Linked DNA regions of Homo sapiens: all the other regions are linked to region 5. The links are chromatin loops, found by intact Hi-C in ENCODE. Cell type or tissue: heart left ventricle. All regions are shown on one strand. Region 1 overlaps FERRY3 (FERRY endosomal RAB5 effector complex subunit 3). Region 2 overlaps CCND2 (cyclin D2). Region 3 overlaps LOC124900317 (a long non-coding RNA gene). Region 4 overlaps GALNT8 (polypeptide N-acetylgalactosaminyltransferase 8). Region 5 overlaps PARP11-AS1 (PARP11 antisense RNA 1).

The links. Hi-C counts contacts between places; a loop is a spot of excess contacts. Peaks named below come from ENCODE experiments on the same cell type or tissue, not always from the same donor. Only the 100,000 strongest peaks of a DNase experiment are listed, where the experiment ranks them.
Region 1: it touches region 5 in a loop (3-fold over the local background); 39 of 110 quality-filtered maps call a loop at or near these places.
Region 2: it touches region 5 in a loop (4-fold over the local background); 94 of 110 quality-filtered maps call a loop at or near these places.
Region 3: a loop joins it to region 5, with 2.8 times the contacts of the local background. A loop is called at or near these places in 16 of 110 quality-filtered maps.
Region 4: it touches region 5 in a loop (8-fold over the local background); 3 of 110 quality-filtered maps call a loop at or near these places.

What each region holds. Positions count from the first base shown.
Region 1 is chr12:4,524,526-4,529,525 of GRCh38, reverse strand. FERRY3 (FERRY endosomal RAB5 effector complex subunit 3) reads left to right here. Exons shown (of 14, transcript NM_020374.4): 5 at 3,943-4,042; 6 at 4,151-4,272. Among named protein-coding and RNA genes, the nearest start is that of FERRY3, 11 kb to the left of the region's middle. In heart left ventricle, a CTCF peak has its summit at 2,363 (motif pointing right); no DNase peak of the experiment used is centred here.
Region 2 is chr12:4,278,836-4,283,835 of GRCh38, reverse strand. It overlaps CCND2 (cyclin D2), which reads right to left. Exons shown (of 5, transcript NM_001759.4): 3 at 4,917-5,000. Among named protein-coding and RNA genes, the nearest start is that of CCND2-AS1, 5.2 kb to the right of the region's middle. RefSeq lists an enhancer at 2,674-3,631 and a silencer at 4,813-5,000. In heart left ventricle, no CTCF peak of the experiment used is centred here; DNase peaks (open chromatin) are centred at 2,875, 3,325 and 4,995; H3K4me3 peaks cover 1,393 bases; H3K27ac peaks cover 2,856 bases.
Region 3 is chr12:4,104,946-4,109,945 of GRCh38, reverse strand. It overlaps LOC124900317 (a long non-coding RNA gene), which reads left to right. Exons shown (of 4, transcript XR_007063173.1): 3 at 1-24; 4 at 1,281-5,000. It also overlaps the pseudogene RPL18P9. Among named protein-coding and RNA genes, the nearest start is that of LINC03141, 96 kb to the right of the region's middle. RefSeq lists enhancers at 2,122-2,181, 2,269-2,563. In heart left ventricle, a CTCF peak has its summit at 2,383 (motif pointing left); no DNase peak of the experiment used is centred here; H3K27ac peaks cover 9 bases.
Region 4 is chr12:4,756,317-4,761,316 of GRCh38, reverse strand. It overlaps GALNT8 (polypeptide N-acetylgalactosaminyltransferase 8), which reads right to left. Exons shown (of 11, transcript NM_017417.2): 7 at 174-359. Among named protein-coding and RNA genes, the nearest start is that of GALNT8, 38 kb to the right of the region's middle. RefSeq lists a silencer at 2,880-3,174. In heart left ventricle, a CTCF peak has its summit at 3,015 (motif pointing right); no DNase peak of the experiment used is centred here.
Region 5 is chr12:3,883,224-3,888,223 of GRCh38, reverse strand. The region is part of intron 1 of PARP11-AS1 (PARP11 antisense RNA 1); the gene reads right to left. Among named protein-coding and RNA genes, the nearest start is that of PARP11, 12 kb to the right of the region's middle. In heart left ventricle, CTCF peaks have their summits at 2,547 (motif pointing left) and 4,869; no DNase peak of the experiment used is centred here; H3K4me3 peaks cover 937 bases; H3K27ac peaks cover 712 bases.

The DNA of each region.
Region 1 (5,000 bases), 640 kb before region 5:
CCCTACTATTATTTCCATTTTACAGATGAAGAAGTTTTTGCTTAAATAAGTAACTTGTCCAAGGGCATGCTGGAATTTGAAACCAGGAAACCTGACTTCAGAACTGTTAACCACTGTACCATTCTGTCTCCCTATTCAGAACCTCTGTATTGCCCTGCTCTAACTATGACCATGGCTCTTTCAGTTCATTTTGTACGCTCAAGTACCTTAGAAAAAAATAATAACACTAGTATTGTTCCAAGAAATTGTAATTAGATTTGAATTCCTGCTGTATGGATTACTTAACACAGTATACAAACAATGCTTTTATTATTTATCTTTTCTTCAGAGTATGTAAAAAACTTCTAGCATTATTTATTTTAAAGTAATAAGTGGCTTCCCTGACTGCTTTCTAGTAACTCTATATAAATTGTGATAGGAATTCAGGATGTGTCCTTCTAGATAATCCATTGTAATTTAGCAGAATCTAATAATATTTATTATCTTAAAAACACTTATTTAAGACATTGGGTGTATATGCCATTAAGATAATAGTTTTAGTGTTGCTTTGATTGTGAGAGTATATTAGGACTAAATCACTTTTGTTTGTGTGTGTGTGTGTGTGTGTGTGTGTGTGTGTGTGTGTGTGTAACTGATTTAATAGTCCCAAAGGAGTAAATTTAAAAAGATGTGCTGGTTTGTTCCTGGTTCTCATTAGCTTCCCATTAGAATACAGTAAGGCTAGCAAGATGAGAATAATCTTTGGAGCATTGTCATGGTTAAGAAAATTTTAAGTACAGAAAAATAATAAGGAAATGTATTTAATAATTGTTCCTGAGGGATACTCTCTTCTGTGTACTAAATTAGCATATTTATTATATTGCATAGATTTGTAAATTTTCATAACAATTGTACTCCTCTGGACCACTTATTCTCATACTTTGTAAAATATTAGAATGATCTCTTTGTCAAAAAGAACATGCTGTTTTGAGATATTTGTCACTGTTTATAGGTTTGGTTTGTTGACCAGCTGTATTGGGGCAGTTTATTCCTTTTTGATGAGATACCTGCAGTGAGTGGTTGCCACTAGGTATATAGTTGAAACATATTTCCCTGGGGAAGACAAAATTTTTTTCTAGTTCTTTATTATGTAGCCCATAAAATTGTGAATATAGTTTAAAAAGAAGAACAAAATATAGAATTAGGTTTTTAAAAATACGTAAAAGTAGAATTACCTAATACTAATTAATTACTTTCTGTTGAACTTCATTTGTTTGATTTTTCCTCCTAGGCCTTCAAATAATATAACCTTCAAGTCATCCTGAATCTGTTATTAGCCGTCAGGTTTTCTGTGACTATACTCATTCTGCCTCTTTGGGTATATTGATAAATTCCCATTTTGGCTCCCTATACTTCCATTCCTAGTACTTTCATTGAGCTGTTGAGTGACTCTAACTTGCAGCATAGTTTGCTGCCTCTACCCCCTAGAAAACTATATATCTAGCCATTAATAGTCTATAATGCTTCCTTATTCTAAATCTGAAGATTTGTGTTCTACATGATTCTTCATCTTTTGGGAAGTTCAATTAACGTGCTAATTACCTGCATTTACTGGTATTCATACTTTTTTTTTTCATGGAATAGTTTTTTAGTAGAGGTTTGTTTTGACTTATTTTATTGTTTGAAATCATATTTGGCCATATTTCTTGATGGGGTTTGGCCTTCTTTTTTCTTTCTAAACATATAAATAATACTTGAATTCATCTAGTTTTAAAAGTTTTGTAATTTATTTTTAACCTGTCCAAACCGCTAGCTTGAAAAAGAAAAATAAGCTGTATTCCTCTGGTAGGTAATATTTATTGCAAAGGTGAACAGTATGACTTAAGGTAAGTTGAAATTCACTAGTGTCTGTGGAGGTTGACCCGAAATTTTGGTGCTTAATTTATTTATCCATTTCATGAGCAGAAGTGACACATTTTCTTATTTCATTTTAATGCCATTGTACATCTTTAAAAGACAGTTTCTCGGCACAGCATCAATAATACAAGTTATAATGATTTTTTTTCTTAAAGTATCTTCAAGATAATATATAGGTTGCCAGAGTTGTCACATCTCACATACTGAGCCAGGCTATATTTAGTATTTCATCTGAGACGTAATAAAATTTTCTTCTATCTTAATCATAGAAAAAATATATTGTATCATCAACTATATGATTAGCTAGTTGCCTTTTGGACATATTTAGGATGAAATAAATGTTCATGAAATTTTATTTGTTGAATTTCTGTCTGTCTTTTTCTTCACAAGAGATGTGCTCTTTTTTTAAGCAAACCAGATTCTAGATATTTCTTTAAACTTTAAAAATGGCAATGATACCTTTTATCCACTAGAGGGAACATGTGTAATGTAAAATAGTAATATATATTTATATCTGTTTGTATTTATAAATGGTTAGCAGTTATTTCTGTTTCTAAATAAGAATCTCACTTGCAAGCATAATTTTCATTTGACCCATAATAGTTATTAAAAGTTAATGGAGTCATCTGCCTTAGAACTAAGTGGGATTTAAGTGATATTGAATATTTACTACCAGAAGGTATATATAGAAATGTATATATGTGTAACTTGCTTGAATTTAATTTATCATATATATATATCTTAATCAGTGTTATAAATAAGTATAAATTCACCCTTTTTTTTTTTTTGAGATGGAGTCTTGCTCTGTTGCCCAGGCTGAAGTACAGTGACACGATCTCAGCTCACTGCAACCTCAGTCTCCTGGGTTCAAGCAATTCTCCTACCTCAGCCTCCCAAGTAGCTGGGATTACAGGCGCCCGCTACCATGCCCAGCTAATTTTTGCATTTTTAGTAGAGATGGAGTTTCATCACGTTGGCCAGGCTGGTCTTGAACTCCTGACCTCAGGTGATCCGCCCACCTCGGCCTCCCAAAGTGCTGGGAGTACAGGCATGAGCCATCGCGCCTGGCCAAAAATTCACTCTTAAGAGCAATTTACCTGAATTAACTAGGATGATAAAATCCTCTTAGTTTATATCTGTGTTTTGTTCTTTCCCAGTTTGTTAGAAATTTGTTTTAGAACAAACTTTTTGCATACATTTGTATTAGAAGATAATCTTTAATTTCAATTTTTTAAGTGAACTTATTTATTAAAATATAACATACACACAGAAAAGGCAACAAACTGTGGGTGTACAGCTCATTAAACTTTCACAAATTAAGCACGACCATGTAACCATTGCCCAGATCAAGAAATAGAATATTTCCAGCATTACAGAGTCCTCTTTCATGCCCTTCTAGTCCTTTACCCTTTCCCTCATAAATAACCATTATCTGTACTTCTAACACCATTGGTTAATTTTTCCTGTAGGAAAAACCATTTTTAATTTTTGCACATTATTTCTTTGGATAAATGCAGAAGGTGTGACTAACATCTTCAGACTGTATTTTACGTCTCTCTGTAAATTTTATGACTTAATAGTAATTTGACTCAGGATCTAATTGTCTGCTTCTGGATATAATGTAAACTAACTTTCAGAGGTTGAAGTCACTTTAGTTCATATACAAATAGAAAATCCATTTAAGCTGAAATTGCAGAGCCTCTTCTTTGAGGAAATTTGCAGGTGAAAAGGGGTCCAGAGTTTTTAACATTAGCCATGGTAATTGAAAGGTAACTTAGATTTTGACTGCATTCGTCTGTGCAATACATTTAGATGAAAATTTAGCTGCACAAATGATGTTGATATTATATGACACTATCATCGTTATTGGCTAGTCTCCATTTCCAAGGATTCTAAAGTACTTTCCAGTTACAATTCTCATTCCTGGACACATTTCTATAAAATAAATTTTTTATTTTCACTTTATAGAGATTGTTTGATGAATCTGAAGGATCATATACCTTGAAAGTTTGATGAATATCCCTGATTTGTTTATTTGTGTTTTAGACAAGGTATTGAAATGGAAAAAGTCATGCAGGAATTGGGAAAATCACTGACAGATCAAGATGTAAATTCACTGGCTGCTCAGCATTTTGAATCCCAGCAAGTAAGTGAAATACAGTGACTTTTAGGTATGCAGTTGCATTTTCTTTTGTTTTTTTGTTTGTTTGTTTTTGTTAAAAAAATTAACCAGTTGGTATACTGTTTCTTTTAGGACCTAGAAAATAAATGGTCGAATGAATTAAAACAATCAACTGCCATCCAAAAACAAGAGTATCAAGAATGGGTAATAAAACTTCACCAAGACCTAAAAAACCCCAACAACAGCTCCCTTAGGTATTAACTATGTATTGTTCTTATTCATATAGTAGTCCATTGTTAGTAATGTTTATATTTACTACAAAGTTAAACCTTTTAGCTGTATGTCTTTTTAATTTGCTAGTGAAAGTTCAAGACAATTTTATGCTGTGCTTTTACCACCTTTTGCATTATAGGCTTTATGTGGATTATTTGGGGGGCAATGGTTATTGGTTAGTTTGAAATAGAACTTTAGTTTTATGTTCTAGATACATACACCTAAATACTTAAATACTATCTTTATTTCTTTAGTTTCCACTCCATGCAGTAAACATTGGTTGAATGCCAAACACTCTCTAAGCAGAAAAACAAACAAAAAAAACCCCTGCCTATATGGAGCTTATATTCTAGAAAGAGAGACTGATCTATAAATAAAATAATACTGCATAGAGTGGTATGTGCAGTAACAGAAGCATGTAGAAGGTACAGAAATAGCATGGAGGATTTCTCATAAATTATAACTTGTATGGCATCTCTTGGCCTAGATAAATTGTATTTCACATATTCCCTTAGAGCTTGACCATACCTATGTTATTTCCTGGCTATGTATCTGTTATGTTTGAGAATTAATATTTTTCAAATCCTAAAGTATATTCAGTTGGAAATATACTGAGTACGGTATAATAATCCTATTTCCAGCATATGCCAGTGTATGCTATAAATATTTTTAAATAGCATTTTATTTGTATAATGTCAGTCTCATGTCT
Region 2 (5,000 bases), 400 kb before region 5:
GAAGTTGGCAACTCTAACCCAGCACATTCCACAATTCATTGAGATGCAGTTCACCCGAGCCAAGGAACGATGCCCAGATAACCAGGAACACCCGACATTCCCGCCTCCCTCCTGGCAAAATGGTGGAGGCAAAGGACACACCTTAGGGGAATCCCAGCTGGACCCACAGGCGCCAGGGGCAGCTCTGCTGTGGGCTGCATGCTTGCTTATGACGGCGGTGATGATGGTGAGGTATTAATAAAAAGGAGCTTGAAATTCATCTGTTTCAAACATCTCCTTTTACAGGTGAATCAATGAAGTCTTGGGAGATGAAGTGATCTGGCTGATGTCACTCACTGTGAGTGTTGGGCCTGGGATCCGGATGAGACTTTGAGACTCTGGATGCAGAGCTCTTCGTAACTTACTGGAAGCTGACCAGCTCCTCAAAGTCACCTCCCATATACCACTCAGGAGGACAGGGCAGCCTTTCACGTCGGAAGTGGGAGAAGAGCCCCAAAGGTGGCGCTCTGGCTCAGGAATCAAAGGAATTGGGTCCCAGCCGCAGCCCCGGCACCAGCAAGCACAAAAGGCTTATCCTCCCAAGGATGCCCTGGGAGCCTCTGGGGGTCCCGCTGGGCTCCCTCACCTGGGCATGGGCCCTGAGAAGTGCTCCATTTCATCAACTTGGTATCTGCACTTCTTGGTAGGATTTTACCAAATAAAGAGTTCAGAGCTAAGTAAGTTTAAAACCACGGAATACATGGTCCTGCCCAGTACATTTAGCACCCATCATTTTGGCTATGGTGGCCGAGGTCTTGGGGTGCAGGGGTGATGGCTTTGCTTCTGTTCACCAATAGGGGGAGAGAGATACGCACTCTGACGCTGAAGAAGAAAGGGAAGGCCAGGTCAGGCTTTCCCCATCTCTCTTCTCCAACCTGCAGTCAGGTGGAAGTTCAAAGGGCCAGAACCAGAGTGTTCACAGGCCAGGGACGTCACTGGGCACGCACCTCATCTGCCACCCCCATAAGAGGACCAGCATACCCTGTCCTTGTGGGGCAGGGCTGCCATGGCAAGGGAATGCCCATGCAACTGCAAGGCCTGCTGGGAGGAGCTGGGGAGGGGGCTGGTTGGAGGGCGATGAGCAGCCTGCTACCCATTCATCTTACAGCCAGAGGGAAGAGCGATGGCAAGCACCACACTGCCTGGCTGCTTGTCCCCACAGGGCATGCTAACGACTCCCCCTCAGTCCCATGACCTCGCGGCTTCAGGGGTAGCTCAGAGACTTGCAGATGGAAAGACGGGTTTCCATTCTTCCTTCCCAGCACCCATCAAGGCGAAATCTCCCACTCTAGATCAAGGGCCAAGTCATCGAACTTCTCTGGGCCACCACTGTCTCCCTCTCACTTGGCGATGGAATCTGAGGGAACACCTGTAGGTAAAGCCAGGGAAGGGGCTAGGACAGCACAATGGGTTCTAGTCAACAATGGGGCTCTGGCCTTGGCGTGGGGAGGCCTGGGGGTGGCTACCGTGTGTGGCACAAATACCAAGGTGCAGCATCTTAGGGTGGGCTTCTAGTGAAGAAAGAGGGGATGTGGGTGCCTGGAGAGGGAGGGTGAGCACCTCCCCCTACCCGGTGCCAGGTGTAAACTCAATGCCATTGGCTCTGCTAGACTAACTGGAATCATCCACCGAGCATGGTATCACATCTCAACAATCTCCCAGTGCCAGAGTGCGAACCCAGGTCATCTCCAATGGCCTTCTTTCCTCGCTTGCAGACCTGGGTGTTCTATCAGCAGAGCGGCAACCAGGGAAGCTATGGCTCAGTTCTGCTTCCCCAGTTTTGGAAACTCCAGGAACAGGAATGCTAGGAGCTGTAGTCAGGAAGATCCCCCGCCCAACCCACCCATGCCTGCACTGCCCAGGACCTGCTGCAGAGGGATACCAGCAGCTTGCGGCCCTTGCTCTTCCAGAAGCCATTTTAGGCTGAGCAGGGAAGGAAGGAGGGCTCCTCTCCGCCTTGCCACCATCTTAATCCAGAGCCCCATAAAGCAAGACCGCCACTTCGCCACACTTACGCGGCCCCTCTATGTTCTCCTGCTCTCCCTTCCCCTTTCACACACAAATACGCTCCCCACACACTGCAGAACCACTGCCAGCTCTTTCACAACCAGCTTTTCCCATCAAATAGCTGCACGGCCTGAGGGTTGGCGGCCATCTCTCGGGACCCCCACCCTCCACCCACTGTGGACCTCCGAGACCCTGGCCGCAGGTGTTTCATCAGCTCCAGGACGGAACATCCAGGACTGCGAGAAAAGGAGGGAAGTGTGCGATTTGAGGAGCAGGTGAGGGCAACAGCTCGGGTTGGGGAATCTGCATCTCCTACCTCTGCCTCTCAGTCACTCTGTGCCCGCTACTGGCCAGAGTCCTGGGTCCTTGCCCATTCATCACACCCTGGCCCCACAATGCACAATCGCCTCTCCATGGAAGGTGTTTCCTTCAAGAAAAGCGGCCTTCGGTGTTTGTACTGTGAGGCCGACTGTTGTAAAACTCCACGCAGCCAGGATTCTATGTGACTCAGTCAGTTGCACAAACCCAAGTGCAGATGAGGGAAAGCAACTTCTTTCGATACAGGCCCCTCCTTTCCAGACCCAGGAAACTGCCGAGGACCTACCTGTGCTCTGCCCTGTCAACGCCTGAGGCTTAGTGCCTAGCACACCATTTTCATGTGGTTTGGGGGTGTCCTTTCCTAGTCCCTGACCAAAGCTAGTTCAAGGCCCCCAAAACACAGTCTTTATAACTGCCTCTGTATCCCTCTGGGCCTCTGTCCTCAGTCTCTGAATCCCAGGCTCCCTACTCTGGCCCCGGAGCTGGCAGCCAGCCCAAAGATCTGGGCAAGAAGGCCACGGGTGGGGGATGGGATCCCCGGTTTTCGAGAATGGGTCTAGACGGAATCTGGGGATCTGCCCACACCCCGGTAACTCCACCCAGCACCCCTACCCCAATCAGAGATCAGAGAGGAGGAAGGGGCAGTTAGACCCCAAAAGATCTGTTAGTCAAGAGACAGTGTTGAGCAGAGCTCTGGCTATCAACAGCTGGGCAGTGGGGGAGTTTAGGGTCGGGGGTCAGCTGTCCTTGGGCCAGAGAGAAAGAACTGGCTGACCCCTCCCCCACAGTGAATCATGATGAGAGAGGAAGGAGACAGCCGAGCCTGGGAGACAAAATGACAGGTCACTGGAGGACTGACCTCTCGGGCCCGGGCCAGACAGCAGAAGGGAAGGAAGCCAGAGTGACCACTATCCAAAAGGCAGCAGGGGTCCACAGGGGTCCTAAGAACCGCCCCCAGGGCTGCAGGAAGGATAACGGACTCTCCCACCAAGGGGCACAGGGCGCATGTGCACGCCATGAGGCCTGGCCTGCATCCAGGAGAACAGGACTACAGAAAACCAGCAAGGGGAAACCTGTGCCCTAGATGAACAGGCAGGGGGCCGGGAGGACTCCACACTCAAGCCTGCAAGTGCAGAACACACAGGTCCTGCTAGAAACACGTAAGGGCAGCCAGAAAAGGAAAGCCATCATATCCACTTTAGTCGGAACAGTTAAAATCAGGGTGAAAATCGGAGATGGTAGCATTTTCACAATTAGTGAAGGTCCAACCTACACTTCGGTTTACAAAGCACGTCCACGTGCATCACCTCTTTCTGATTTTAATTTTCCTAGCTGCTCTGAAAAGGCTGTAGGATGATGTATCAATAGGCTTGTTTTGGAGATGAAGAAGCTCGGGTTCAGAGAGGTTAAGCAGCCAATTAAAGGTCACTCACTGATATGCAGCAAAGCCTGACTTTTTGACTGTGAGCACAGGGCATATGCACTACATCGTACGTTATATAATCATCCGTTCCGTAGAACTCACCAGTAACATGTAACAACATCCTGAAAAAAGTTACCACGTGAGTCCACCTAGCGATTTAACTACTCTTGGCAAATTTGAGGTGAAGCACACCGAAAGGTCTTCCCAAGTGATCAGCTTTTTACCTAAGGTTTCTGATTGTCAAAACATGAACTCCTGACATCTCTCCCTTGGATGAGTAAGGTTCCAGGGTCTCTGCCATGGCCACTACCAAGAAAAAAAAAAACAAAAAACCAGTAGACACTGGCCAAGGCTGTTTAATAAGACAACAGCAAACCACTGCCTTTGGTTTATTAGGAAACTACAAAACAAATGGGCCAGTAGGAATGATGTATCAATTGTGGGATCCACGTGGTAGGCGGAATTGCAACGTTAAAGGCTGCGGCCAAAATCAAAACACCTCCACATGAACTGAGGGCATCAGAACCCAGCGCTCAGAAAGTAAAGCCTCACCGAAAGCCAACCAGGTTCCCTCCCGCGCCCAGTGGGGCAAACAGCTAGAGAAGCAAACAGCTAGAAGGCCATAAATGCCCTACAGTAAAAAAAAAAAAAAAAGAATTTCTTTGGTCTCCCTTACCACTAATCAAGGCAGGCAGCATATTTATCTTGACGTTGTTCCTTTAACCTGTATTTGCCCCCATCCCCCTCGAGATTTCCTCTTGGGCTTATCTCCAAGCCATCCTTTTCCTTAAAAGATTAAAGATTTGAACACAACCAGTGAGCAGTATATGTAATCTTCAAAGAGCACTTTAGCCATCATAAAGAATATTTTAACAGGCACTAATTTTTTTTGCCTTAACCACACCTGTCCTCATAAACCATTTATGAGTTTAGCAGAGAAAGCGAATATATAAAGCTCAGATAAAGAAAAAGCAACCCAGGAATGAAACTTCAGACTTTAGACTACTCAAGACCACCCCTCCTCCAAACTCCTGAACTAAAATGAAAGTTCCTACGGCCTTTTGCCTCTCCCCGGACATCTCCCAAAAGAGCTCCCCCATCTCCCTCCCCGGCTCAAGCCTCATCTTACCGGTGGCACACAGAGCAATGAAGGTCTGAGCATGCTTGCGGATCAGAGACAGCTTCTCCCGCTGCTGGGGCAGCTTGCGCAAGA
Region 3 (5,000 bases), 220 kb before region 5:
GTGCTGGAGGTGCCCAAACTCAAGGTGTGTGCATTGCATGTGAGCAGCAGATCTACAGCCGCATCCTCAAGCCTGGGCAAAACCCTCACCTTTGCCCAGCTGGCCCTGGCCTTCCCAAGGCCTGTGGCTTCAGCCTGCTCTCCCATACTTACAAGGGCCAAGGTGTACAGGCATTTCGGCCAGGCCTGGGGAACCCCACACAGCCACACCAAACCCTATGTCCACCCCAAGGGCCAGCCCCAGCTAAAAAAAAACTAACCCTGGGTCATCCTCTCTTATTTAAATATTTTAGGACCAGAGGCAATGGTTCATTCCAGTAATCTCAGCACTTTGGTATGCTGGGGTGAGAGTATCACTTGAGGTCAGAAGTTTGAGATCAGCCTGGGCAACATAGCAAGACCTCGTCTCTATGTCTCTACTAAAAATTAAAAAAAAAAAAATTGGATGCTGAAAAAAAAAGAAAAATGTCACTTCCCTTCTAGTTTGAAGAAAGTTTCCTGGGTTCTTCAGATTAGGTTATATGCCCCACTATATTTTTTTCATAGCATTTTTTTCACTTCTGTAAAGTAGCCCCTATTATATTAATAGTGATGTGAATTTTTTAAAAAAATTGTTTTTAAAAATTTTTAGTTGCTGTTCCCATTCTCCTCCTCTTCCTCCTTTCTCTCTTCCCCCTTTCTTTCCTCTCTCCTCCTCTGTGCCCTTCTCTTCCTCCTCCTTCTTTCGATAACATCATCTTCTTAGTTCCTAGGACACAGCCTGGCACTCTGTGCATATTTGCTGAATGAGTGTGTGGATCTGTATGCCCTAGGAGTTGGGAGGACCTTTAAGATGATTGAATCCCATGAGTCTCCTTTGCAGCACCCCAGCCAGATGTCCCTAGCCTCTGCTCCAATGCCTCTGTACTGTGAACTTGTAGACTCCCAGGGCAGCCCGTTCTGTCTAAGGAGGCAGCCTCGCGGCATGGTTAAATGCTCAGGGTCATACTGAATATGTTATTTAATTCTTCTCAGCCTGTTTCCTCATCTGTAAAAAGGTGGTCATAGTAATACCCACTCCACAGCAATGTTGCAATTGTCAAATGAAATCAGGCATGTGGAACACAGCGCCTAGCCACAAGGGATGGTTAAATAAATGTGATTTATTGTCATGATGATTATTATTTTACCGTAACCATCATCAGCCTGTCTTCAGATGGTGATGACAGAAGGTGAAGTTGTTCTTACATTGCATAGTGATCAATTTCTCTCTAACTTCTGATTCTCTCTTTGGGTTTGCAGGTTCCACATGACAACCATTGGTGTCAGAGGCCAGTGCCTTGATGAATATGTGTCTTCTCTTCTCTAGTTTACCATGGGACAGATAGCTACTGCACCAGTTTCAGGTCTTCTCACCATCTTGGCCTCTTTCTGAATAACTCCTCTTTTGCGATGTCCCCTTACTGCTCAGGCCATCCTAGGGATGAAGAAAGTACTGGGCCAAAGAGATCCATGGGCATCCGTGTAGGGAGTGCCAAGAAATTAGGATTATCCTGCCTCGGCGCCCAGCCAAGGTTAACAAGCTTTATGGTCTGTTCGGCAAACCTGAGGGGACCCGGTCCTCCATTGTGGGATGGGAGTTGAAGGAAACAGTGTTCAGGTCTGGCCCAAGCCAAAACCCATCTATTGCAACCTACCATTTCTTTTCTGCCTACTTCTTCTATTTACTTTTTCTGTTGTTGTTGAGACCAGGTCTTGCTCTGTTGTCCAGGCTGGAGTGCAGTGGCACAATTATAGCTCACTGCAGCCTCAATCTCCTGGGTTCAAGTGATCCTCCTGCCTCAGCCTCCCGAGTAGCTTGGGACCACAGGCACATGCCACCACACCCAGCTAATTTATTTTCTTTTTGTAGAGACAGGGTCTTGCTATGTTACCCGGGCTGGTCTGGAGCTCCTGGGCTCAAGCGATCCTCCTGCCTTGGCCTCCCAAAGTGTTGGGATTACAGGTGTGAGCCACTGTGTCTGGGCACCTTCTTTTTTTTTTTTTTTTTCTTTTAAAGAAGGCTATTAAGTGTCCAGTGCCTGGAAAGTTCCTTTCTTTCCTGAATTAATATACCAAATTAGTTCCTGCTAAAGTGTTAATGACTAACCCCAGTTTCACTTCTTGTCAGCAATCTGCCCTCCTCCATAAAGGGTTGAATAAATAGGACTTTTAGACATAAGTGACCGAGTCTGTGAGGGAGTAAATTTTGAGCAGGGGGAGCTCTCACGCAGGGCTCTCCAATTTACACTGCGGAGGTAGCTTCCTTTTCCACCTCTGCAATAAGCCAACCAACCCTACAAATATCTGGTAGAAAGAAGGGCTGTTCCAGTGAAGAGTCAATTAGTATGAAGACCGCCATCTACTGGCAGATGATATCTACTGGCCCCATTGGTGCGCTAGATAAGTTTTGTCATTGCAGGGGGTTTCCCGATTGGGTTGCTTGAATGCTGAGAACCAGTCCTCTCCCCCATTCCTTTTGCCTAATTTCCCTTTTACATTATTGCTTTGTTACTTTGATTCCTCAACATATACAGTATTTCACAGAGCCTTTATGCTACAGGGGATCTTTGGAGGGTATAACTGTTGTGTGTCATTAACACTTTAGTATAAATTAACTCAATTGACTACCACTAGTCCAGAAGTTGAGAAATTCCAGTTTGTCCCCTTTTTTCTCCCTTTCTTCCTCTCTTTCTCCTATCACTGAATATAGAAGTCAGGCTCAAAAACACATCTTAGCTCTGGAGAGGAAAGGACTTCAGGACATTTTCATTTACCAGAAGACAGCTGTGGAAGTTTTAAAACGGTATCAGCACACTGGCCTTCCTTACTCCATCAAATCTCATGTGTGCCCTTCTCGGAGTCTCTAAAACAAATGCAACTCCAGGAAGTCTCCCTAGTCTCTGAGATCCCGTATTTCCAGTTCCTTCACCCCTCTAGCTGTCTGCCCCATCTTTTTTAACAAGAAGCGTAAATATCTCCACTGTATTCTTATGCACATTTCATGTGTGGTGCGTCTGTTTCATGTGTGGTCTGTCTGGCCTCTTGTCATGGGCTGTTTACTTCCTGGAGGCACTTTGGTTTTTCTTTCTCAGTATTTCACCATTGCACTAAGTCTAAGTTGTGGCACTGATCACGGTATGTGCTGCCTGCACATTGTGAGATGTTCCGTGGTCAGGGTTCGAGCAGTGGGGAAATGGTGGCTCGGAAGGTCTTGGTGAAGCTCATAACATGTTCTATGTCTCTACACACCTATTTATAGGTGTGGTTTGCAAGGAGGGGGTATTAGAACCACCGTTTACAACCTGGAGTGTGAGTGTCCCTGAAGAGACAGGAAGACTTCCCAGGGGGTATTTGGGCATGAATTGTTTCAAGGCACTCCATTTCCAGATGCTGAATGCCGTATCTGCCCTTCCCTGAACTGATCTAGCAGACAGTGCACCTGCAGCTGGGGGGTCGGGCTGGTTCTCTGGTCCTGCCTGCCCTTTCTCAATAGCGCTTTTCCCACTTTACAAAAGGAAAAAATTCTGTTAACTCTCTCTCATCCCAAATCTTACTTACTATGGTGCATTAGGCCAAGTGTACAAACTTCCATGGCATCCAAAAAAGGACAACTGAAAATATTAATGAAGGCAACATAAATCTCTAAGGTTTTGTGTCTCTCTCTGTCTTATACATACGTCTGTGACGGGCAAAGCATGGAATTAGACACAGGGCAAGATAGGTTGTGTGGTAAGGCAAAAATATGATACCAATATTTGTCTAATGAGTCCCCTCATCCTTCCCCCAAGGATTATCAAAGAACATATTGCCATCATGCAAATCTCATGAAAATAAAATAAGGTTAGTGAAGGTAGGAAGTATTGAGGGTGGTGGCACATTATTTCATCCCGGTGATAAATTCATGGTACAGCTTCATGCTCTATCAATATCTATCTATCTATCTGTCTGTCTGTCTATCTATCTATCATCTATCTATCTATCTAATCTAGTATGTCTACTATCTTAGAATTAGAATGCAGAATGTTTGTCTTGGGGACATATATTAACTCATTGATTTGGCTTGAAAAATGAAAACTGGACGAGCACGGTGACTTATGCCTGTAATCCCAGCATTTTGGGGGGCCGAGGCGGGCAGATCATGAGGTCAAGAGATGAAGACCATCCTGGCCAACATGGTGAAACCCTGTCTCTACTAAAAATACAAAAATTAGCTGGATGTGATTGCTTATGCCTGTAGTCCCAGCTACTCAGGAGGTTGAGGCAGAAGACTCACTTGAACCTGGGAGGCAGAGGTTGCAGTGAGCCGAGATAGTGCCATTGCACTCCAGCCTGGCAACAGAGAGAGACTCCGTCTCAAAAAAAAAGAAAAGAAAAAAAAAATGAAAACTAAGTGTTTTGGTGGGGGACAAAGAATAAGTCTACTCTGGGTGATTAATTTTATGACCCACTTCAACAATTACCTTAAAGTGCCATAAACTGAATGTGCTAAATTTTCAGCTCTTAAAATTTCCACAATAAAAATAAAGTATATGATAATATAAAATCAATGTACAAAAAAGTTTTGGTAAACTTATATTGAAATGAAAGATATTTCAATTTCTCCAACCCTTTTTAAGTATATCAAATTAGAAGGTGTCTTTATGAGAAAGAATAACAAGCATAATTAACAATCATTTAATAAGTCTTGATAAAGTATTTTAGGTGATTTCCCAGAAAAAGAGGACTTAATGACCACAAAGACTAGGTAATAAATATTTGCAAGTCAGATGTTTTCCAATTCTTTGCTTTCAACAATATCAGAAGAGGACCTAATGGAGTTGTCAGCTGATAGATTATTAAAAATAATTCTTGATGATAGAGCAGTATGTTATTTTTGGCTTAGAACTTGGAAAGAGTTCAGAGAGCCAAATCATATTGCTATAATAAAACTCCATCCAAACTTATTTACGTGAACAAGGTTTCCCAGCATTACTTCTATAA
Region 4 (5,000 bases), 870 kb before region 5:
ATGCAGTACTGTACTGTTACATAAATGTTAAGAGCCATTATTATCACACCATCAGGACCTTACCCTAATTCTTTAGGGCTGCGATGGCACTTTTGCTTTATCCCTCCCCATTACATAACCGCCACCTCCTCCTCTTTCATTCTTCCGTGCTGCTGTTCAATTCCATGACTCACCTGGAGAGGTATGTTCCAGGCCAAGTAGACCATGTGTTTGTGCTCATCCATCCAGATTTCGGCCACTCGCAGAGCATTGCGCTTCAAGGCAGCGGTGAGATCCAAGGCGTAGGGCTTGTGGTGTCTCTCTAGGTGGGCAATCCGGGAACAGGGCAAAATCTCGACCTTCCCTCCACACTGCCACACCTGCAGAAGAAGACCAAAAAATCACCCGTGCTTCACAGCCAATGAATTGCATAGCTTATTGACACAAGAAGACTACATTTTAGAGCCGTTTTTAAAGAATGTAAGCTCAGTCCTCCCACTCCTGCCTTTATATTGCCTCCTCTAACTTTCTTATCTAAATCATCTTTCCTTAGAAGTCTACTGAACTGCTTCTCTTCTGTCATTCAAACAACTCCTGAATCATACTTCTTTCAGGAAGTCCTCCTACATGGACCAAAGGAGGGGCTGCCTCTGCTCCCTTATCCCCAAGGAAAGTGCCCATGTCCTGAGAGGCACCATGCCCTGAGCCACTCTCACTGCACTAAGTTCCTCATGCCCCTTCTCTGCCTGCATGCTAGACAAAGGGCAATGTGGCAGACAGACGCCAAAGTGACCCCATGATCCCTCCTCCTGGTGTCTACAGCCTTGCCTGATCCCCTCCCCTTGAGTGTGGGCCTGTGACCTGCTTCTAACCAACAGAATATGGCAAGGATGGCAGGATGTGCTTGATTACATGGATCATGAATACACTGCATAAGATTGGAGGGTCCATTTTGCCAAGAGATGCTCTCTTTTGTTGGCTTTGAAGAAGGAAGCTGCCATGCTGTCAGCTAACACATAAAAAGGGAAGACATTAAGAGTGGCTTCCAACTGATACCCAGCATAAAACTGAATGCTTCCTCAGCCTGGAAGACTTCAAGGAACTGAATGCTGCCAACAATAATGTGAGCTTGAAAGCAGATCTTTCCCCAGTGGAGCCCAGATGAGAACCCAACTCTGGCTGACACCTTGATGGCAGCCTTACAGAAGACCCAGCTAAACTGTGCATGGACCTCTGACCCGCAGAAACTGTGAAATAATGAATGCATCTTGCTTTAAAACACTAAGCTGGTGATAACATCGTTATACAGCAATAGATAACTAATTTGCATAACTTGACCAAATGCCTTATGACCCAATTACAAATACTCATTTTTACCATCCTGATGGGTACAAAACATACTAATCAAAACACACATTCTAATATTGAGCTTAGAAAATATTATGTTCATCTCAGTAGCTAATAGGACTATTTAATCATATTGGATCGACGTGATGTCTCCTGTGTCTTCTCTTCACGGTTGCCTAAGTGAGATGCAGTTTCTGGAAGGTAATTAGCCCATAGCAGTGGCTAGCAACCTACCACGCTCATGCCAATGGGAGCACCTGAGATAACAGTGTGTAGCTTAGGCCACGGCGGTTCAGTTAACTTATCAAGAGTGTCCAACTGAGTAGTCAGTCTCATTATCTGACTTTCAAATTGTTTTCATCCTTTTCTTCACTTCTTAAAACCCTAGATTCCCCTTCCTTTGCACCCTATTTGCCAGAACAATGGACTAAAAAAAAAAGAAAAAAAAGCAAGGCTTTGAAATCAGACTGACCTATGTTCAAATTCTGGTTCCATCATTGCACACCTGGCAGCTAGAGTGTTTTGCCTCTAGCTGCCAGGTGTGCAATGATGGAATAAGTTGACCCTCAACTTATTCATCTGCTATAAGGGCACAGCCACTATTTGGGTTTTCACTGGGATTAAATGATGTAACAAGGAATCAGTTATGGCAGCCTCTGAGATAACCTGAAGTGCACATTTTCTTTCATTATCCTTCTCTGGCTCTCCTCATTGGCCCCCAGAATCATGTGGAGGTTACATCCAGCTTGCACTCAGATATTATTATTCTCTCTAGCCAAACATTCAAAAATCCAAATATTACCTTACTCCAATTTTCCTAGCTGATGGAGGTTTTCAACTCACGTGAATTCAGGGAGAAAAATTAACTGTTATCATAAGAAATCTTAAATTCAAGTTAAAAGTCAAGATTGCTGAGGCCAGGTGTGGTGGTTCATGCCTGTAATCCCAGCAATTTGGGAGGCCGAGGCAGGCAGATCACTTGAGGTCAGGAATTTGAGACCAGCCTGGCCAACATGGTGAAACCCTGTCTCTACTACAAATACAAAAATTAGCCTGGTGTGGTGGTGCACACCTGTAATTCCAGCTACTCAGGAGCTGAGGCAGGAGAATCACTTGAACCTGGGAGGTGGAGGTTGCAATGAGCCTAGATTGCGCCACTGCACGCCAGCCTGGGAAACAGAGCAAGACTCTGTCTCAAAAGAAAAAAAAAAAAAGATTGCCGTTTATGAAGTAATGCCCATAATTAGCTTTGCCCAAAAGTTTTCAAACTCTGCTCTCCAAATTTATTCCCACTTGCCAAATTCCTTCCATCATCTCTCTCTCTCTCTCTCTCTCTCTCTCTCTCTCTCTCTCACACACACACACACACACACACACACACACAGAGACATTAAGCTTCTGCTGATAATAATATATTACTTTGTGCCATATGCTGTCCTAACACTTTGCATAAATTTAGTCCTCACCATACAGGTATCTCCCTTTAAGTAACCTGCCCATGTTTACCAGCTAGTAAATGACAGAGCTGCATTGTGAGCCCAGGAAGTTACATGTTCAGTTCTGGCACAGTGTGTGAAATATACAAGGTGCTCAACAAATGCTGTTTTTTCTTTCCTACCCATCATCTCCCTTCTTAACCTTTCCTACCCATCATCTCCATTTACACACATTGATGAGCACCATCCCTGTCATGGCCACTAGATGTCAGAATAAAGCACTCCATGCAGCTCTGATGTTCAAGATCTGCTACTGGAGAAAAATCCTAATAAGTACTTAGATGTTTTAAAAGGCAAATAGTCTCACACAAACCAAGAAGCTGGATATGGGCAGAACTGCTTGATCCAAAAAAAAAGGAAAAGGATGACCCTATATTTTAAGCAAAGTCCATTTTAAAAATCACAAAATATTAAAAGAAAGAATGTCTTGTAGAAACTGAAATGGCAGTGTTCTGTGTGTGTTTGGGAGAATGAAAACAGAGAGACTCAGCCTAGGTGCAGAAGGAGAGAACAAAGCATCAGGAACTCAGAAATAATGAGGGCTTTGGGTCTTAAGTTGAAGAATTGGGGAATTCACCTAAAGCTCTGGTAGGTAAGAAAACCTAGCCACAGTGTAACTAGGGTCATCCTCAAGACTTTGCTAAGTACCGTAAATAAAGTTATTATTTTTGCATTTATATTTTTTGTGTTAGACAGTACCTGTACTCCCAGTGTCTATTCTGATTCTGCTCTATATCTACAGTGATAGAAGAAACATCTGGGCACATAACCCAGTAACTAAAATCTATATTTCCCAGACTCCTTTGCACACAGGTGTGGCCATGTAACTAGGTAATGGCCAACAGAATGTGAAAAGAAATAATATACACAACTTTCAGGTAGTGCTCTTAAAAAGAAAGAGCTTGCTCTCTCTCTTTCCCCCTTTTATCTTCCTACTGGCTAGAATACAAATATGGTGTTGAGTGTGGCAGGACCACCAAATAAAAGTCTTGGCCCCTATCACCCTAGAGCTGCCATATCAATCCTGAACTGCTTATGTTCAAACTGTTATAGGAAAGAGAAATTAATTTCTATCATGTTGAAGCTTCTGTTATTTTAGCCTCTGTCAGAGAAGCTGAATGAGCATTCTAATTAATATCTTTATAAAATTATATCAAATTCATTATTACATTGTGACTGTACCATCATTCTTATGAGGTACATTAAACAAAATGCTTCTCTTCATTTCACAAATGGGAAAACTGATCAGACCACTGCATTTGTCTGTTTTCACACTGCCATAGAGAACTGCCTGAGACTGGGTAACTTATAGGAAAGAGGTTTCATTGACTCACAATTCAGCATGGCTAGGGAAGCCTCAGGAAAATTACAATCATGGCAGAAGGCAAAGGGGAAGCAAGGCACCTTCTTCACAAGGCAGCAGGAAGGAGAATGAACGCAGGAGGAACTACCAAACACTTATAAAACCATCAGATCTTGTGAAAACTCACTCACTATCAGGAGAACCACCTGGGGAAAACCCCCCCGACATGATCCAATGACCTCCACCTGGTCTCTCCTTTGACACATGGGGATTATGGGGATTATAATTTAAGATGAGATATGAGTGCGGACACAAAGCCTAACCACATCAACCACCATCCAAAAAAGGTTAGTTTTCTCTGCCAAAGAATGATTATGGCTTAAGGTATAACCCAGAAAAGACTCAAAATTCATTTGTTAACATTAAATGTGGAGTCCTGAGTGGGTCCTTACTGGGTACAGTACATGGCTATGGGGTCATCAGTTTCAGTTAGAAAGAAATTAAAGACAGTGGAATGAAATAAACTCTAGATGGGAAATTACTTTGTTCCTCCAGACACCACAGTGGATCAGAGATCACCTTGTCACAAGCACAGAATTTCAGGGCTTGGAGGGGGAAAAAAGGTCATCTTATAGAAGCTTAGTCCACAGTGACTTAGCAGAGACAGCATTACAACTCAGGGTCAGTGTTTGTTACAATGCCACCCTGACATTCTTATTATTGTCATTTTTACCGTTAAACATTTATTGAGTGTAAACCATATGTCACTCACCATACTAGGTGCTTAATGCAGCAGGTATGGCTTAGAGGGCTTGTATGTTGCACAAAAACTCTTAAGAGGCAAAGCAGGATTTTGACTTAAGTCTGTCTGTCTC
Region 5 (5,000 bases):
TAAGCCAGTCAGCTTGACAATTATCCCTGGCAGAATTCTAGAACAGAATTTTAAAAGGCTATTTACTCCACAAACATTATTATAATAATAGAAAGAAGGGGGAAATAACCCACAATTTCACCACTTTAACCCATCAACTGAACAGATTATTAAATAGACTCTTTGTAAGTCTTTAGAAAAGCAGAGATCACTCAGAGCCAACCCCAAACCTCAGAAACAAAACATGTCTTCATTTATTCCTTTTTTGATAAGGATATTAGATTGGTAGAAAGAAGAGGCATCAAAACCATACTTTCTTTCAGCATGGCCTTTGACAAGAACTTTTATAATTACCTTGCCATAAGACATGAACTGGCTGATAGCCAGTGGGTGCAACCATGGCTAGGGTAGGAATTATACCTACATGGTGCTGATTAGTTCGTAGACCAGCCTGAGGGAAACTATGGTGGCGAGTCATGCAGATTCTGTCTTTTAAATTTCCCTAACAGTAATATTTTTATCTGCCTTAGAGGACATGCTTGTCAGATATTCCTATGACATGGACAAGGAGGGATAGTTGATTTGAAGGATGATGGGCTAATACTAATAATAGTAACAATAAACACTTATTGAGAACTTACTTCGTGCCATGAATTGTGCTAAATATACTTTTTGCACGAAATCATCACATATAAATTGTACCACCCTATGAGAAAAGTAGCAATATTATCTGCATTTTAGAGATAAGAAAGCTGATGTTTTAAGAGATCAAGTCAACTGCCCAAGATGACATAGCTTATGAGGGAGGAACAAACTTTTGGATCCAGGTATGTCTGGCACCAGAGTCTGAATGAAATTACTCTAAGTAATTTTAACAGCCCACAGCTATGAACTGAAATCCTCATGGTATCACAGGGCGTAACGTCTGCATTTTAATTCTAAACGTCAACTGTTTATGTAAGGGCGGGTAGATTTTGCTACATCCACATTAGTGGCTTGGGAGTTTTAGTTGACCGGGGGCTTTAAAGGGAAAACGGTGTGACATAACTGTGCAGAAAATTAACCAAATTTCAGCTGCATTCATAGAAGCATACTACTTAAATCCAGGCAACTAACATAGGCCCACTGGCTGTGAGATCAGAACACACTTTAAGATAAATCAAAGAAAGATATCCAAGATAGAGCTAGAAAAGATGTCATATGAAAAATTACTGCAGAAACGGATGCTGTTTTTGACTGAGAAGGCCCAAATCATCACAAATTTGAGGAGCAGTCATATTACAAAAGAAGGTTATACTGCATTCCTCTAAAAGGAAGAATGGAGATATATGAGCACAAATTATAAAGAGCCATGCTTTGGCTTAATCTAAAGAAGACTATTCTAACCTTAGAACCGTCTAGAGATAGAATGGGCTGCTTCTCCTGAGTGGTCAGTTTGCTGTTACTACAAGATTCTAAACAGACTGGCCAACCACTTGTTCATGTGGAGGAGATTATTGTGGGGGTTAGGAGGAAGACAGATAATAAGTTCCTTTCCCAATAAATTCTCACTTTGGGAGGATGAGGCAGGTGGATCGCTTGAGCCCAGGAGATTGATACTAGCTTGGGTAACACAATGATACCCCATCTCTGCAAAAAATAAAAAATTAGCTGGGCATGGTGATGCACACCTATAGTCCCAGCTACTCGGGAGGCTAAGGCAGGAGGATCACTTGAACACAGACGTTGAGGCTGCAGTGAGCCATGCCACTGCACTCCAGCCTTGGTGATACAACCATACTCTGTCTCAAAAACAAAACAAAACAAAACAAAAGAACAACAACAAAAAAACAACACTAAAACTCAACTTAGGTGTTAGCTTAACAGAACTTGTTTGGTGGTTATAGTTCAAATTGTGAATTATTCCTCAATTGCTTCATCAAATAATCCTCAAATAAGTGCAAACAAGTTAAAACAATCTGCTCTATTATGAAGTAGAAGAGCTCATTTAATTTTAAATGAGGCTGGGCACGGTGCTTTACACCTGTAATCCCAGCACTATGGGAGGCCAGGAGTTTGAGACCGGCCTGGGTAACATAGTGAGACCTTGTCTCTAAGAAAAAAAAAAAAAAAAGATAATTTTATTAAGGCAACTGAATTCATATCAGAATTATTCAACTGGTAAAGACCCCATCCCATATCAGAGTAAGAATTTAAGACATCACTTTTGATGATAGTGTTCAACTAAGTCCCCTGACCACTTATCTCTGGTTTTGACCCTGCGTAGTTAAGGGATTTAGAGTTCTTTTTAAATACTTTATTCCTAAGGATACATTGTACTACTTTAATTCAGTCCTGACCATTTGGTTGATTTAGGGTAAAGCAGCTCAATTAGATTATTGCTACTCCAGAAAGCTGTTCTAAAATGTGCTCAACAAAAGCTGGTCTTGTCCAGAAACAAAATAATTCTCTGGCTTATTAGAACTTTTGTGCTCATGGATTGTTTTGCTTTGTGTTTTGTTTTGTTTCATTTGGTTTTGTTTTAATCAGAAACGTTCTTGCCTGTGTCCCAGCGCCATCTTGTGTTAGAAATGAGCATATTTTCCAATTAGGTGGAAAAAATCCATTTTGGGCGATCTGTGAGGGACCACTACTCCTTTCTGCACCCTAGAATATCTGGATTGGAAGAAACCCCAAAGGTCAAATGTCATCTAGGCAAGACTTCCCCAAGATGCCTGCCAGAGGTAGAGGTTTTTAGTCTAGTCCCCAGAATATGCGTAAATCCAGGAGGCTAGAGCTGGAAGAAATTCTCCTAGAACAAATGAAAATGAAATAGTTGGATGAGAGAGATCAGAAGCAGTTTTTCCTTTCTATTTCCTTTTAGTTTCACTTTCATAGATCTCCTGGTATGTTCAGAAAAGCAAAGACATGTGACTGGAGACCTACGGAAATGCTCTGCCGTAGCTTCGGGAGCAGGAAAGGATCTGAAATGATGACATAAGAAAACGCATAAATACCCTACAATGAAGGGTAGAAGTTAATTTTTTTCAGAGCAATGCTTTTCAATAAGTGGCTGCCAGGCAGATCTTGTTCAACCCTATGTCATAATAAGACTTGTCTTAAAATCATTCCATATTTAATGTATTGGGCTTTGAAGAGAAGGATATATTTCTCTTCCAATTTTAGGATTATTTAAGATTTGAGTTAATGTTAAGAACCTTCTATCGAATAAAAATACTCTAAGTGTGATGCGAGCATTATCCCAAATCCTGAATGTAGATGGAGGGTTTTGGATTTGTTCATAGCTAACATCCCTTTCCTGCTCTGAGAGTTTCTTACTCTGTGATTTGGGGCCACGCACAAGGTCAACAGCAAGTGCCTTTGTGTCAAGTTATCCTGGCCCAAAGGGCGCAGGGGTTGGCAGGGTAAGAGTCTCCTTGTCGTTTAGCTGCACAGTTGACTCAAAGCGAGTGATCTGCACCAGATTTCTAATCACTCATGATTCTCAGCTGCTTCTTGCCTCTTGTGTCCTTTGGATGGTTTGTAAATTCACTTCATAGTCTCCCTCAGTAGATGAAAAATTCCACAAAGACAGGGACTGTATCTTTTGCTTCCTACATCTCTGGGCATCTTGGTGCTGATGAATCTGAGCCCAGAATCTGATTTGTGTCAGTATGACACCAAATCATGGACTTTGAGAGATGGCAGCAACCTTGGAGATCACCTGGTTCAATCATCTCATTTTTTAGTTGGGAAACTGAGGCCCCAAAATGGGATGTTATGCACAATATCACATAATATAGCGGTACTGAGCTTGGATCAGTTCCTGAGTCTCCTGTTTTAGCCACTGACAGTGTATCTCAATCTCTCTGTCTCCACAACTGGCAGAGGACATACACTGTTCCCACTCCAGCTTAAAGCAGCTAACCACACACAAGAACCTACTTCAAACCCAGGAGGTGGAGGTTGCAGTGAGCCGAGATCACGCCATTGCACTCCAGCCTGGGTGACAGAGGGAGGCTCTGTCTCAAAAATTTTTAAAAAGCCCTATGTAAGTGAATATTGCCTTCTGCTTCATAATATACACATTTGCTTTAACATTAAAAATAATGTTAGAAGCTGGGAGCGGTGGCTCACGCCTCTAATCCCAGCACTTTGGGAGGCTGAGGCGGGTGGATCACGAGATCAGGAGATCGAAGCCATCCTGGCTAACACAGTGAAACCCCGTCTCTACTAAAAATACAAAAAAGTTAGCCAGGCATGGTGGCGGGTGCCTGTAGTCCCAGCTACTCGGGAGGCTGAGGCAGAAGAATGGCGTGAACCCGGGAGGTGGAGGTTGCAGTGAGCCGAGCCGAGATCGGGCCACTGCACTCCAGCCTGGGCGACAGAGCGAGACTCCATCTCAAAAAAAGAAAAAAAAAAAAAGTTAGATTTTTTTTTTCTAATAAGGAAAATTGGTACTGAAGATCTAATGGTAAAGAGTCATTTATTTTCCTTGGCATACTGCTGTAATCCCTGGAGTTAAAACAAAGTTGTAATGTTGGATGGAGTGCTTGGGGTTCTGGAATGGTGATCCTCTTTCTGAGTATGGTTCTGTGCCCCCTGAAGGTATGTGAGGGAGGACGGAAGTCAGGCAGGGAGGTCAACAGGGGAGGTAAAAGCCAAGATCTTGACATTTACAAAAATTATGTAATTGTTTTAACAGCTTTGTTGAGGTGTAATTCACGTATAACTCATCCATTTAAAGTTCAATGGCTTTACATTTCAATGGTTTTCAGCATAAAAGTGCTGTGTCTTGAGAAAACAGGACAGAGATCTTGAGAAGCTGGAGCTGGTGATGGTTGTGTTAAAACACACCCCTCCACACAGTGCCTTTTGGAGTATAAGAAATAGTGACACCTAGCTTTTAACTCAGTGTATGCCCTGTCCTGCCTCTTAGTTATCTGTAGGGCGTTATTAAACCAGAGAAGCACCACCCCTACTCCCTCACAAACTGAACTGAAGTTCTATCCATAGACATTTGCTTTATTTGCTGGGCAGAA